2 separate regions of the Homo sapiens genome follow, and region 1 is linked to region 2. A link is a loop called in an ENCODE intact Hi-C map of the cell type or tissue named here. Cell type or tissue: Calu3. All regions are shown on one strand. Each heading gives the region's core, and the rest is flanking DNA. Links, peaks and the distances in the headings are about the cores only. Region 1 overlaps OSBPL9 (oxysterol binding protein like 9). Region 2 overlaps OSBPL9 (oxysterol binding protein like 9).

Evidence for each region. A loop is a pair of places that touch in the nucleus more often than their neighbours do. Peaks named below come from ENCODE experiments on the same cell type or tissue, not always from the same donor. Only the 100,000 strongest peaks of a DNase experiment are listed, where the experiment ranks them.
Region 1: a loop joins it to region 2, with 2.2 times the contacts of the local background. A loop is called at or near these places in 16 of 110 quality-filtered maps.

The regions. Positions count from the first base shown.
Region 1 is chr1:51,633,187-51,641,525 of GRCh38, reverse strand. All of the region lies in intron 1 of OSBPL9 (oxysterol binding protein like 9), which reads right to left. Among named protein-coding and RNA genes, the nearest start is that of OSBPL9, 20 kb to the right of the region's middle. In Calu3, for the core only: no CTCF peak of the experiment used is centred there; a DNase peak (open chromatin) is centred at 4,245.
Region 2 is chr1:51,732,136-51,740,474 of GRCh38, reverse strand. All of the region lies in intron 4 of OSBPL9 (oxysterol binding protein like 9), which reads right to left. Among named protein-coding and RNA genes, the nearest start is that of MIR761, 100 kb to the left of the region's middle. In Calu3, for the core only: no CTCF peak of the experiment used is centred there; a DNase peak (open chromatin) is centred at 3,534.

The DNA of each region.
Region 1 (8,339 bases), core at 310-8,309, 99 kb after region 2:
GAACTTATCTTGCCAAAATTAATTTCACAAACTATTCTAGAAAATATCCTTCTATGGCTTACTTAATGTGAGAAACATGTATTTATAGGAATACATACTGTAATGGACTGAATGTTTACATCCCCACAAAGTTCATATGTTGAAATCCCAACCCCTAAGATGATGGTATTAGGAGGTGCGCCTTTGGGAAGTGATTAGGTCACAAGGGCAGAGCCCTCATGAATGGGATTAATTCCCTTATAAAAGAGGCCCCAGTCAGAGCAAGGTAATGACCAACAATGAGATGACCTGCATTCTCAAGAGAATAGCTCATAATAATCTCAAATCACACAGCGGTCTGCCTGCTTGGTCCATTTCTTAAATCCTTAGGAAAAAGTAATTTTAAGAACATACTAAGAACTATTTAGCTAAATGTCAGTCTTAAATCTGCTTTAATATGGCAACGCACAGTGGCTCACACCTGTAATTTCAGCATTTTGGAGGCTGAGGCAGGGGGATCACTTCAGGCCAGGAGTTGGAGACCAGCCTGGGCAACATAGTGAGAACCCATCTCTAAAAAAAAAAATTTTTTTTAATTAGCCAGGTGTGGTGGCACACACCTGTAATCCTAGGTACTCAGGGGGCTGCGGTGGAAGGATCCTGTTAGCCCAGGAGTTAGAGGTTACAATGCACTGCACTCCAGTCTGGGCATCAGAGTGAGAGCCTGTTTCAAAAAAAAAAAAAAATTATCTTTACATTACTATTATTCCCACCCTATCTTTCAGAACCTAATTAATGCCTGGGACCTGGAAGGTATTATTAATAGATAAATGTCTGCTCAATGAATGGTCCCAGACCACTTTCCCAGTTATCTTACTCATCCAACAAACATAATTCACTCAAAATATGCCCATTCAGTCCCAATTCAAGCTATTCAACACTCCCAAGTAACACAGGGGAAACCTTTTCCCCGGTTCTGTAAACTTTCAGTCCTCTTCAATCAAATTTTTACAACTGTATTTTAAATTATTACAATAAAACAATTAGAGATTAATAATATCTAATAAAAAGCACTAAATCAAAAGCACAAAAGTAACTACTTGATTATATCTTGATTGTAACTACTTAATTGTATCTCCAACAGGACTGCAAGCTTTTAGAAGATTAGTTCAGTTTATTCCTAGCACATACTAAGTACTAAAAACATCTTATTAAGTTTAAAAATTAACTCATAAAATCTAGCTTGGTGCCAGTATATACTGCAATCAATAAAAACCTGTTTAATTGGAAATATAAATATGAGTTTACAAAGTAAATGTGTCTGAAAAAGTTTTGTGCAAACATATTTAAAATTCAGTAAGGAAGATTTCCTTGCCATTTACATTAATTCTACAATCCTTTTATAAAGCAAAGAATGGCCAAGTATGGTGGCTCATGCCATAATCCCAGCACTTTGGGAGGCTGAAGTGGGAGGATTGCTTGAGCTCAGGAATTTGAGACCAGCCTGGGCAACATAGTGAGACTTCCTCTTTACTAAAATTAAAAAAAAATAAAAATTAGCCAGACATGGTGGTGTGTGCCTATAGTCCCAGCTACTGGAGGGCTGAGGCAGGAGGATTGCCTGAGCCCAGGAGGTCAAGGCTGCAATGACCCCTGATTGCGCCACTGCACTCCAGCCTGGACCACAGAGCGAGACCCTATCTCAAAAAAAAAAAAAAAAAAAAAAAAAACAACTAGGAATGCCTCCCCGAATCTGTTACATGAGGACACTTAAATTTATTTGAATGTTAATTTTACTTTGCTTAAAGTACACTGTGTTGAAGATCAAGCAATAAACTCACTGACTTGCTATGAATCTCTCACAGCTAAAAGTGAGGTCTCCTTCTGAACTTATTAATATACAGCATGCCATATTACTTTTCTTAAGGCACTTATTATTTCTATCTTACATGATAATAACGTATGTGCATGTCTCATCACTTCTCCCAAAGGTAGTTTCTGACTCATCCTTGTCCCCACCACCCCAACTCAATATGCTACCCTTGCTACACTGTACTTTGCAAAGAACATTTAACATGTTGATGGTAGAAGACCTGGGGACAATGAACGTGGACAAATGTCACAACAGTTCCTCTCCTTTACGCATAAATGTAAACACTGTTTCCACATTGAGAGACATGTTAGTTCATTTCCAAGTGCATATGAGGTTGCACACATAGCCAGTGTTGTACCTTCGACCATCTACTACTGGCACACAGGAGGAAAACTTGACAGGCAAACTAACCCATGAAGACAGGAATCACAAGACGCTGGTTCTAGGGCATGGGACAGACAGGAAAGGGACAGGAGGGAATTTTGCAGGAAGATAACAATGCTTCATATTTTGATTGGGATATTAGTGACAAGGCTGTAAATAAATGCAAAGACTCAACTAATTATACACTTAAAATATGTGTTTTTTACTGGAAGAAAATTATACGTCAATAAAAGTAAATTAATAAATAGTACTTGACAAAATTCTACGAAGATACACTAATTACAACAGTTACAAAATAGGAAATGATAGCAGCAACTCTCACTCACTCCTGTAGTTTTTTTTTTAAGGCATTCTTGCTATGTTGGCCAGTCTGGTCTTGAACTCCTGACCTCAAGCAATCCTCTGGACTTGGCCTCCCAAAGTGCTAAGATTACAGGTGTGAGCCACTGCATCTGTTCAGATTTTTATTTTTATTTTTATGAGACAGAGTCTTACTCTGTCACCTAGGCTGGAGTGCAGTGGTGCAATCATAGCTCACTACAGGGGCACACCACCACACCCAGCTAATATTTTTGTATTTTTTGTAGTGACAGGGTTTCACCATGTTGCCCAGGCTGGTCACTAACTCCTGAACTCAAGGGATCTGCCTGCCTCAGCCTCTCAAAGTGATAGGATTACAGGTATGAGCCACCGTGCCCCGCCTTTCTTTTCTTTAAAAAAAATTTTTTTTATACAGGTAGAGTCTCACTATGTTGCTCAGGCTGGTCTCAAATTCCTGGCCTCAAGCAGTACTGGGATTACAGGTGTGAGCCACCACACCCAGAATGTAGTCTCCTTTCTATTTAAGAGAGCACGGACTCCTAAAGCCATCCTGATAGCATTTAATGTACTAGAGACCCTTCCCCAGTTACTGCCTTGGGACACTCAATAGCCCCAAATGTCATTATGCTTCCAGAAAGCTACACCAACAAAAACTCTTGAGTAGTCACAGACTCACAATAATGGAGAAATTTTCCCCATCACTCATCCTTCAAGTTATCATAGATAACTATCTCATCCTTCCCTCCTTTCCCTGTCAGTTACAGATGGTCTCATTTTGAGCATCAGATTTAATGTCTATTGATTCAATATACAAAAATATATCAGTAAACAAGGTAATGGTGATTTTGGGGGTCTCTCCAAGATCCTGGGAACAAGGCTGCCTTCCCTTAAAGAAAAGAGACATATATCAAAACAGAGATATATACAAGATCATCTTTAAGAGATGGAACAGCCTGGAGATCATTATACTAAGTATTTTAGAACTAGAGAAAGAAGGCCAGAACTAATATCAGAAGGCAAGGATAGAAGTTTTTTTGACCCAAAGATTAAACCTGTTACATTCTGGTAATAGGTATGTCTCTAACATGGAGATACTGCATCTTGATGTCAATATCTAATGCCACTAAATACCTATAACATATAACTTTGGTCTGATGCTGCTTATAATTTGGCATCCCAAAGAGTTTGCATTCAGAGAATAAATGTATCAGTTAGATAGCCTAAATGTAGAGTCTTCTTAAGTTATATTTCTTGTTGTGAATTAATAAATTGGAATACTGATTCATATAATGGTGACCACTGTGTACATTTAGTGAATATTACTATGTCAAACACCTCCATAAACTTTAGCTTTTTGTTATCATTTACTGAGCACTTATGTGCCAGACACTGTGCTAGTGCTTTAAATACTATTTTATTTAATTCTCACAATGATCTTATGATATTGGTTCTTTTATCATACCCATTTTATTTAGTTTTATTTATTTATTTTTTTGAGACAGAGTTTCACTCTTGTTGCCCAGGCTGGAGTGCAGTGGTGTGATCTCGGCTCACTGTAGCCTCTGATTCTCCTGCCTCAGCCTCCTGAGTAGCTGGGATTAAAGGCATGCGCCACCAAGCCCGGCTAATTTTGTATTTTTAGTAGAGACGGTGATTCACCATGTTAGTCAGGCTGTTCTTGAACTCCTGACCTCATGTGATCCACCCACCTCAGCCTCCCAAAGTGGTGGATTACAGGCGTGAGCCAACATGCCTGGCATGTTATACTCATTTTATAACTGAGGAATCAGTGACAGAAAGGTTGGAGTAACTTGTCCACAGACTCACAGATAGCAAGTGAGAGAAACAGGATTTGAACCTAGGTATGGATCCAAAGGTACATTTGTACCACAGTCACTATAAACCTGGTTAATTTAAGTCTTCCTTAAAGGTTTTTCTCAACCACAAAGGCTGGGTGTAAAATCAGTGATCTTTCTGAATTCAGAGGAGTATGTCACCCTGTAAAGCCTCTCAGCAGTGCCTCAGAGGGCGGTAATGCTGACTTCTGAACCATCTCTAGCATGTAAATTCCTAGGTCACTAGATTACAAATACATGTCCACATCCCTTATCCCAAGACCTTTGGATCAGATGTGTTTTGGAAATGACAATTTTATTTATTTATTTATTTATTTATTTTTAAAGTAGAGATGGAGTGTTACTCTGTTGCCCAGGCTGGCCTTGAACTCCTGGCCTCAAGTGATCCTCTCACCTTGGCCTCCCAAAATGCTAAGATGACAGGCATGAGCCACTGTGCCCAGCCTTCACAATTTTAGAAAGGTAAGACAATTTGGGTTGGGTGTGGTGGGTCATACCTGCAATCCCAGCATTTTGGGAGGCCGAGCCAGGAGGATTACTTGGGCTCACAAGTTCAAGACCAACCTGGACAACATGGTGAAACCCCATCTCTACAAAAAATACAAAAATGAGCCTGGTGTGGCAGTGTGCACCTGTAGTCCCAGCTACTTGGGAGGCTGAGGTGGGAGGATGGTTTCAGCCTAGGAGTCAGAGGATGCAGTGAGCTGAATCATGCCATTGCACTCCAGCCTGGGTAATAGGGCCAGACTTTGTCTCAAAGGGAAAAAAAAAAAAAGAATGAAGTGGCATCCAGGAGAGGTGGCAAATGCCTATATTCCTAGTTACTGGGGAGGCTGAGGTGGAAGGATTACTTGAGCCTAGGAGTTTGAGGCTACAGTGAACTATGATCATGCCACTAAACTCCAGCCTGGATAACGAAGCAAGACCCTGTCTCAAAAAAAAAAAAAAAAAAAAAAAAAACAAGAGAGAGAGAGGAAGGAAGGAAGGATTGATTTTAGAAAGGATACACACACACACACACACACACACATATACATACATACAGTACATAAATTGTGTCACCTGCAGTGAGGTCTAGGGTAGCCAAGGATATTAATTCCACAACCAAGCATATTAATATATCTATAGTACAACAAACAAATATTTACACTAAGCATGATAAAGATTATAAATAGCCACACATCAGTTCAAGATAGGCTTTACTTCCAAATGAGCGTATCATAAATTTAGGGGGAAAAATCTTTTTAATTCAGGGCTGTAGAGATTTCAAAATTGCAGGCAGAGGATTGTGGACATATGGACTTTGATCTAGTGGCCTATAACATTGTCGAGTCTCAGGTTTTTCACTGTTTTTAAAAAAGGATAATTTTATCTTCAAGTCAGAATTTCAGGACAACAGGTGAGTGGAGAGAACCACTTTCACGGAGCTCAATTAAGCACAGCCATGATGACTTAGGGTTTTTGCATCCCTTATAAAGTTAAATATTAAAAACTAAATAGTAGCCCAAGTTCTGCAAACTACTGATAGCATGTTAGTAATATATGCTGCACCTTGAAGGAAATCAAAATATACCACCCCAAAATATACTTCTTTGGCATATTTTGAGATAGCTATTCTCAGAGGGGCTGCAGACACGAGAATAACTCTGAAAAGCTGTACTTTGGTAGGGGAGACTTGTATCTGCAGAGGTAATCTACATTAGTGGAGTAACAGCGAGGTGCAAACACCTTTTTCTGAGACCTCCTTATCTGCCTTATCTAATCTAGGAAGATTACCTCACAGGAAAAGGAGACCAAAGTTCTGACATTTTTTTTTTTAATACAGATGGGGTCTATCTATGTTGCCCAGGCTGAACTCAAACTTCTGGGCTCAAGGGATCTTCCTAACTCAGCCTCTCCAGTGGCTGGGACTATAGGTATGACCCATCACACTCTGCTCTTGACACACTTTTCGAAGTCTGACAGAGAAACTTTTCCCACAGGTAAAATGATCTACTGAGAGATTTCTCCTGCATAACAAGACGGCCCAGCCCTTGCTGGCCATGGGATATGTTTGCCTGTGTCTCCACCCAAATCTCATCTTGAATTGTAGCTCCCGTAATTCCCACATGTTGTAGGAGGGACCTGGTGAGAGATAATTGAATCATAGGGCCAGTTTCCCCCATACTGTTTCTTGTGGTAGTGAAAAAGTCTCATGAGATATGATGGTTTTCAGCGGTTTCCCTCTTCCCTTGGTTCTTATTCTCTCTTTGCCTGCCCCAGCGTAAGACATGCTTTTCGCCTTCTACCACGATTGTGAGGCCACCCCAGCCATGTGGAACTGAGAGTCCATTAAACCTCTTTTTCTTTATAGATTACCCAGTCTCAGGTATGGCTCTGTCAGCGGCGTGAGAACAGACTAATACACCATGTTTCCTCCTCTCACTCTCATACACTGCAGCAACCCCTTCCCCACAACCCCAGGATACCCTTAACCCTCTATTCCTTTCTGCATGGTATAAAACTTCAGTTGGCCTTTCTTTGAGTCTCATATTTTGTATGGCTCCCATGCTTATGCACGTGAATAAATTTGTATACCTTTTCTCCTGTTAATCTGGCGACTGTCAACTCATTTCAGCCGACTTGGATTCAAACCTTCAGAGGGAAAGTTTCAACTTCCCTACAACCTCGACACAGATTTTCTATTTTTGTTTTGTTTTTCACATACCACCCAAAATACTAAATATTGACTTGTGTTTATTCACAGAGTTGATTAAAGGAAATAATGAGGGAGTGTTAAACTCTGTTTTATGCTCCTCCACCATCAGTACTTCTCCCACCAAACTGTGAAATGACAATCCATTATTAACATTCAAGTTCACTCCTCTACCAAAAATTGCCCAAGGACCTTTTTCCCTATTTAGCAAAGACTAATAGAGGGCCCAGAATAACAAGATTATAAAAAGGGAACAAGAAGAACACTACAAAAATGTATAGAAGATAGAAAAATTTGTGCAACACACAAAAATGTGGTTAGCAAGAACAACAGCTAGACCCATGAAATTTCAGATGCTTAGTCCTAATTCCAAGTCTCATCCTATAGACTCCAATTTAGAATGGGGCTATGCTCCAAAAGCTCCTTGTTCAAATCTGGAGGTTGGGGCTCAGGAAAAATGTTTGCAATGAAAAACTGTTAATAATTATTTCCAAGCCAGGTAAGGCGGCTTACACCTGTAATCCCAGCACTTTGGGAGGCTGAGGTGGAAAGATCACTTGAGCCCTGAAGTTTGAGACCAACCTGGGCAACATAGTGAGGCCCCATTTCTACAAAATGGTTTTTTTAAAATTAGCTGGTGTGGTGGTTCACACCTGTGGTCCCAGGTACTCTGAAGGCTTAAGTAAGAAGACTGCTTGAGCCCAGGAGGTTGTGGCTGCAGTGAACCATGATCATGCCCCTGCACTCTAGCCCCCGTGACAGAGTGCAAGACCCTGTTTTCATTTTATTTTATTTTATTTTATTTTATTTTATTTACTTTATTTTTTGAGACAGGGTCTTGCTCTGTTGCCCGGGCTGGAGTGGACTGGCAGGAACACAGCTCACTGCAGCCTCTACTTCCCAGGCTCATTGATCCTTCTACCTCGCACCCATTCCCCCATCCCCACCCAGTAGCTGGAACCACAGGCATGCATCACCACACCTGGATAATTTTTATTTTTTATTTTTTTGTAGAGACAGGGGTCTCCCTACATTGCCCAGGCTGGTCTTGAACACCTGGGCTCAAGCAATCCTCCCGTCTTGGCCTCCAAAGTGCTAGGTTTACAGGTGTTAGCTACCTCACCTGGCCTTATTTTACTTTTATAATAAAGATAAAAGTGGCCAGGTGAGATGGCTGACACCTGTAATCCCAGCACTTTGGGAGGCCAAGGCGGGTGGATCGCCTGAGGTC
Region 2 (8,339 bases), core at 309-8,308:
AACAAAGAAAAAACACACAACAAGCCTCCTAATGAAAAATAAATGGCATGAATCTGGACAAAAGCAGACATTTTTTTTTAATTAGTAAAACACATACCCTATAATAAAACTAATGAAAACTTAGCAGGAATGTAATTTTGATTAAAATATGAGAATATTGGAAAGTTTATGTTCACAATTAGCAATTTGAGATGACATGCATCACAGATAAGCTTTCATCCAATGAAAGAAGTATAGAGCATACTTACAATTCAATCACTTACAATTATTTTTGAAAATTCAAGAACTGGAGAGATACCAGAAGACTGGAAAAAAGCAAGTGTGGTACTGATCTTCCATAAAAGTAAGGAAAAGAGAGAATAGAAAGTTACCATGCTGTGAGTCTAACATCAATAATCAAGTAAAGGAATAGTAAGAGAAAAATCTGTAACTACACAGAGGAAAAGTAGGTACATGAGCAGCAAGTGGCAAGTTAAAAAAAAAAAGATTATGCCAAACATAATGGCCTTTCTTAGAAATTTAAGTTAGCAAATTAAGTTTTTAGAGAAATGACATCTTGTCTCCCTACCAAAAGTGGTTTGACGATGAAAAAAAGTATATTAAAGAGACCAGAAATATTACTTATACCATGATTTTATGTGAGGCACACTAATCTGTGATTTCCTTGGATTACTGAAAATTTGGAAACATTTACAATCCCTACTGTCCCCGTGGTTTATCCATTTCTGCTAAGGGAAGAACAGGACTTAGAAGAACAGGGAAGTTCTGGGGTTAAGATTTTCATCTCTTTTAATCCTAAGGAATAGTCAACTATCAATTCATTTGGAGTGAAGATCATCAATTAAAAAATATCCATAAAATTGAGCCTAGTATTAAACCTTTCCTTTCACTATACCTTAGAGAAGTTATTTTCCATTTACCAATGTCTTGATAATCTAAGGCTTCAAATTAGGTTCTTTATTGTCAACATGGTAGCTGTAGTTACCTTACCAACTGCTAGGTACCTCAAGAATGCCCTGAAAAGTAAGGTCTTTTTCTGTAATGCTAAGTAAGCAGCTCTAACATCATGGATGCACAATGTATATTAAATTTTTTTCAGAGTATTAGGTACTCTACTAGACACTTTACAAGCTTTCTCATTTGAGCATTATAATACAGTAAGGTAGACAGATATTAAACCTGTTTTATAAGTGCTTACCCAAATCATCCAGCTGAATTTTTTTTCAATTGGGATATCAACCTAGTCCTTTGACCAAATCCATTATACTTTTCTATTAAATCACAATGATGTTTAAAAGGAATTAATGACAGAAGGGCACTAAAATGTAATCTAAAAACTGCCTGAAGGCCCTTGACATAGTGGAAACGAGCACAGCTTTAAGGACTCATCTAGTTTTAAATCCTGAATCTGCAACTTTCTAATGAATTACCTGTGTGATCTAGCCAAATTACTTTTTTCACTTACATTTTCTCATCCATGAGTATAATAATAAACTACTCAAGGTTACTGGAGAGATTAAATGAGTAATACATGTAAAGTAACACAGTGGTAGGTGTTCTACTTCCCCTTCATAATTTGGAGCCTTAGATAACCAGGATTCACCACTATATCTCCAGGCCCTTACGCATAGAAGGCACTCAATGAGTACGGATGGATAAAAACAAAACGAATCAAGAACTAGATAATACTATAACCACAGGCAATTTTCATATAGATCTACAATCAAGTAAAGGCTATAAGCATAAGTTAAATTGTATTTAACATCTGTTTTAAAAACAAGCTATAAGTTGATGAACTCCCAAGAAGATAATAGAGAATGGTAATAAAAAAGAAATGAATAACAGACAAAACAAGTGGTAAAACACAGTATGGAAAACAGAGCAGGAAAAATATTCCAATATGAGATGTTCAGGAAAGCACTGGGTATTATGACTGAACCACAAAAGGTAAACTGTACTTAATTATTACCTTGGTAACAAAGAATCAAACAATATAAAGAAAGTTTTTTTCATAAAAGAATCTAATTTTTGAACATATGTTAGTGCTTTGAAAAACCAGAATTGCGTTTATCTTTAAATTTACAAAGAAAGGTTTATGTGTAATGTTCAGTTTCTGCTAAAAAATAAATCTGGTACAGCTAAAATCTGGTACAGGAATCGGGTACAGCTAAAATGCAAGAACTTCAATCATAACCCTTAGCACAATTCCTTACTCTTCATGATACCCTCATCTGATACTAATACACCCTTTGACTTATAGAACAAAACACAAATACTAACTCCATAAAGTGATTTGGTTACTTATACAACTAAACAATAAAGGTCTGGAATTCGTACCATTTTTCTCTATTTAAATCACTGACAGCTTGTCTTTCCCAGACACTCCCAATTTATTCAACAAACCCATATAAGAAGTTACTAAACTAACCAAAACAAACAAAAAACTTAAGTCTGTAAATAGGATGACTGTATATTTTAGTTTGCCTGGATGGTCAGTTTATGCCTGGTTGTCTCAGCAAAGTTATTATTAGCAGCCTCCTTCACTCTCAAGTATCCCAGTTTAGGCAATAAATTACATGGTCACCCTCTCTATATAGGATATAGCTAGGATTTTTAAGACACAAATGTTATGAAAGGCATATAAAATTGCCTCAGATGATTCAGAATCCAGCAAATTGCCTTTTTAAAAAACTACAAAACCTAAAATGAAATGAGTTTACAGGTTCTGAATGCAGAAAGCAAGCTACAGAAATAAAAGACACTGGAATTCAATGCAGTTAATATTAACTGAGTGCTTACCTTATGCTAGATAAGTACACACATGAATAATACTCAAGTTGCAGTTTTATGTAATTTTACTTACGCACTAGAAGTTTCATTTTAAAAAATGTACACACACACACACACACACACACACACACACACACACCCCTGAAATATAACACATGAAACAAAAGAAACAAAACACCTGCAGTTACCCCTAGGGAATGGGACTGAGGAATGAGGGCATGTGAGACAGTGACTCTGAGTTTTTATTTTACACATTCATGTTGTTTAATTTTTTAAAATAAATATGCATTTATTTTATAATTTACATTCAAAAGCTTTAGGTAAAAATGTTCAGAAGCTACAGGTTATGAACATTTTTAGAAAATTTTATAACCATTTTAGCATGCAAGGTCATAAGCATTATTCTTTTGAAATTGTCTATAAAATTATAAAATGTTTTCCAGGAGTAAATCTGGCAAATGCTAAAGCTGCTCAGATACACCTTTCCAAGCAAAAAAGTAGGATAGCAAATTTATAATATCATTTAAAGGTAAAGCACGCACTAGCAAAAAGCACTTAAAACTTCGTAATCACTATACTGGAATAAATAAAATAATGAAAAGTGGCCAATATAACCAAGCAAAATGGCAAAGTTTTTTTTTTCCACCTCCTTCCTGCCAACAACATGATCATGACTCAACATCCAAGAAAGCAATCTCTTAAAGAAGAAAACACCTACTACAGCACACCACCTAACAAAAGCACTGTTGGACTATGTAGTGCTGGCAATCAGCCAACACTTTTCTTCTGAGATACTTTAGTTGGTTAGGCTACTTGCAGTATCTTTCTTAGAAGTCATGGAGTAAATCATTCCAGGATCTAAATAAACTCTGAGAGGTTTACTAGTACAGGATGAAAGAAAAATATTCTTCCATTCCCCAACCTCAGATTAAGAGCATTTTGGAAAGCCTATCTGGAGTCTACTTTTAAGGATCCATCAAAAATGAGTAAATTTCCTGGAAATGTGTTCTACAAATAACTAGGAAAAATTAACATTAAATACGTGAATCCTTAAACTGAGTACTTTAGTAGTTAGTTCAGGTTCTGAAATAACTGCAAAATTCTTATAGCCTAATACTTCTTGAAAATTTGATTATGAAATGTTTTCAAAAACAAAACCTGATATATTAATCTAACAAGACTGAATCTCTACAGCAGAATATAACAAATTGACAAATTAACACTCAAGGTGATAGCTAGTCAGGACTAACAGATAGATGATCAGTCACAGGCAAACAAAATAAAACAACGACCCTGACTTGAATAGACTCAACAATTGTTCTGACATTTATCTCTTAGAAATTATATATGCCAAAGCTGTCTTCGTATATCTAATTTTAGCTGCCAATGAGTACCAGAAGAAAACAGATTCGGTTTTCGCTAAAGTTGTTAAAAAGTGCATACAAAATTACTGATTTAGTTTAATTGTCAGAATCTATCAAGATGATATAAAATACAAGCCAATGAAAACAGGACTTCGTTTTATTCTCTACTATCTCCACCGGGCTAGTGTTTGGTTTGTAGCAAGTCCTCAATAAAAATTTTGTAAATGAATTAAGGAATTCTGCAATGTGCCCACCTGTTAACATTTAAACACAAAAAGTAATCAAGGAACTAGTTCTTGCAGATTATAAATCAGAATATTCGTGGAAAAATCATAAATAACTCATAGAGTTATTTTAAGGGATTTATTATATTAGTTGGTTGCTGTAATGTATGGCTGCTGAATTTTTCCAAGGCTAAACGTTTTTAAGAAGAAAGAGAAACTAACTAGGAGAAAAACACATTGAAATAAATGGTAGTAAAACAAGAAACAAGATGAGGCAATGACAATCTTCTTGTCTCTCTAAAAACTCGTTATCTCACACTAAATCTTATCCTGAGCACATTTTTACACATACTATGCTGGACCTTAGAATTCAGTGTTACAATAATTACTTATTCACTGAGCATCTCTTATGACTATGGCCCTGTGCCGGATCCTTTGGGGATGCCAAGATGAAGCAGACACAGATCTAAAAGAGTTTCATTCTATTAGAGGGAATATATATCTGTCTACAAATAATTGATTCAAGCATGGTAAAATGTTATCAGAAAAGCACGAAGAAATTCAAAGGAGAAAGTTATAAGGACGAGAAAGCTTTCACAGAGGATGCAATTTAGAGTGTAGGATTTGGACAGAAATGGGAGGGGTAAAGCAGTACTCCACCGGGCTAGTGGGCCCTGGCAGGAAACAGCATAATCAGATACAATGTTTGAACTTTTCTTTAATCAAGTGACTACAGTACCCACAGAAGTGAGAGTAGGGCTAAGAAAACTAACAAGAGATGCTGAGGTACTCAGGAATTAAGAGCTGCAAGTAGCCTGAAGGGGCAAGGAAACAAACAAGGTTCCCACCGGCCAGTGGACATGGACGGCTGTAAAACAGTCACTGCCAGAATTGCCTCAAAGCATGGAAGGAGCAGAAGGAACAAATACTCCAAAGGCCTTTTTTCCCTTCCATTTTCTGTCACTGCTTCCCATTTGCTAAACCCCAACCAGAAGCCAAGGGATAAAGGATCCCAGATGCTGAAAGCTGTAAAAGTCAGCCTCCTAGAGCACGGAAGAGAGAAGGCCAGAGAACAAATCTGCAAGAAAATGGAGAATAACCAGAAAAGGCATATTCCCAAACTGAGGAGCTGAGAAGCACAAGGAGGCCAACTGAGGAACAATATTCTGTTACAGAAGAATGTATATTTTTTGGATCTGGATGCTGAATCTCAAGGAAACCAAAATTAGTGGCTAAAAATGGGAATAAGTACTAGGGTTTGGGGGGGAAAGGCGACCAAGGGGTGGAGACTACCAGGGCAGCACCCTGAGTCTCTCTGGAGAAAATAAAAGAGCAAGAGTCATCTAGGCTCTGGCCCTAGTCATTTACTCTCTAGCTATGTGGCCATGGGCAAGTCGTTTAGCTGCTTTGAGACTGATTTCTCCACAATAATAAAAATTTTTAAAAAGGTAGAAATGGAATTAGAATTTGAAAATTCTCTCCAGCTCTAGGATTGTGTGATGCCAATACTTCCAGGTAAACAACTAGGTTCACCAGGAGGATAAATTCCTAACCATATTGGAAAACCTGGGGCCCGTGTATTCACCTTAATAAAAATTAATTTCATTTAAATAAACACAGTAAGAATTTACAGGTTCCAACTGCAGCCAAGTCCTCCACGGTATGACAAAATATGTCAAAACACAAGCAAACTCTGTCATTTAGTGTAACCTTGAAACTGAGTGAGAAAGACTAACACAACCAGATTTTAAAACATGCTCTGGAATGCAGAGAATGCAAAGAAACAACGGAGTAAGCAGAATAACTTAATTGAAGTGGCACATTTTGGGAAAAACGAGTTGTTCAGTCAATACAGCAAAGAAGCCAAGTTCCTAAAGGTGTCTCCAGAAATAAATGAACTCCAATATGGCAGGAACTACAGTTCTCTTCTCTCTCTCCTGCGTGCGCACATGTATACACACACATACAGAGCAACCAAACCATTCATTCATGACACATATATTTATTTAATGTCTATTATGGCCAGGTACTATCATCATCTTCAAAGGATGTCTTTAAGGACAATAGAGATAATATTAATAGCAAATATAATTAAGCATTACCTAATCATCTGGAATGAGCTCAAATTTCACCTTTAAAGCAGTTTCCCTGACATTCTAGCTAGCCTACATGCTTTTTCCTATGATACTAACAATACTCCAGAACCAATTAGTACTCGTACTACTATTAGTATTATTTTAATCATGTTAGAGGTCCTATAGATTGGGTAGGGGAAGGTGGGGAGTCCTGGAAGTCTGCCCACTTTTTTTTTTGTTTGTTTTTGAGACAGAGTCTCGCTCTGTCACCCAGGCTGGGGTGCAATGGTGTGACCTCGGCTCACTGCAACCTCCTCCTCCCAGGTTCAAGCAATTCTCCTGCCTCAGCCCCCCAAGTGGCTGGGCTTACAGATGCCCACCACCACACCCAGCTAATTTTTGTACGTTTATTAGAGATGAGGTTTTACCATGTTGGCCAGGCTGCTCTCCAACTCCTGACCTCAGGTGATCTGCCAGCCTGGGCCTCCCAAAGTGCTAGGATTACAGCGTGAGCCACCGCACCCGGCCCTGCTCACCATTTTTAGCACTGTTTCTAAACATTTTTCCAATCCCCCGTTTCTCATGTCTGGTAGCAACCAGGGAGCTTGGTGACCTAGGAAGCATTTTTAACTCACAGGGAAAAACCTAACTCCAGTAAAACTGAGTCAAAGGTTTACACACTTAAGCTATTATCGTCACATATTTTGATCACTTAAGCACTTACTGAACACCTACTATGTGCCATGCACTAAACTAGGGACAAAGGCCCCGGGGATACAAAGATGAGTGAGAACCCCAGATCTCTAGGAAATCAGGGTTTAATGCAAGAATCACATATGTTTAAAAATTTACAATACAACTTAGTGAAGGCTGTGATATGGAGATATGAGCAAAGTGCTGTAGTAGCACACACAAGAGTAACAAACTCACCCTGCCTGAAGGAAGGCATCATAGAAAAGGTTAACACAGGAGCTGTATGCTAAGGAAGAACTGGAGGCTTACCACTTGAGATACAGTGGGGTAATCTAAGCAAGAAGGAAAGGCTGTGAAAAGACAAATAACTGTGAGAGGCTATGGCATGTTCTCAATGAGAAACAGTTCACAGTGGATGCCGTGGGTAAAGCACCTGGAGCTGAGTCTGGACTCAGAGATAAATCAGGACCAGAATATGAAGAAGGGCCTCCAGGACATGCTGGGCAGCTGGACTCTGGCAAGGAGGAGCCAAAACACATTCTTAACTATAAGAGCGGCAACCCATTCCAAATTTGTTTTTGGATAAAAAGGATGGGGTAAGGGGAGTCCAGTGACAGACTAGTCAGAAAGCCTTGCAAAAGTCTAGGTGAGAGACCATGATGGCCTGAATTAAAGCATTATCATCTAGAAAAAAGTGACGAATCTGAAAAATATTACTAAGGCAAACATAACAGGACCTGGTGACTGGAGATGGAAAATAAGGAAGATGGAAAGTAGCTTTAAATGCCTGTGTGTGGTAGAACTTCATTAAAATATTTAAGGAGGAATACGTGGCTTAATTACATTGTCAGTATAAGAACTATTCTTTCAAGCTTAACAATCTTTGTTTAAACCTTTACTGAAAAGCTTCCTAAATATAATTTTCTAAGTATACTACAGTAATCACAAAGTCTTTTTTCTATATAAGAATCATCATAAATATCTGTTTTCGCTCTACAGTATAAAGTTTAGCTACAGATAGAACTCAACATACCCCAGGGGACATCCTAGAATTTGCTTCTCTGAACAAAAGCCTGATTATCAGATTTTCTTGTCATCGTCCCCTTTCTTAATCAACAGCGTGCAAACCATGTGAGTGCCTGACTTTCCAACCAGCAGAACATGGTGCTAACAAAATAATGCTCTTTCCTGGC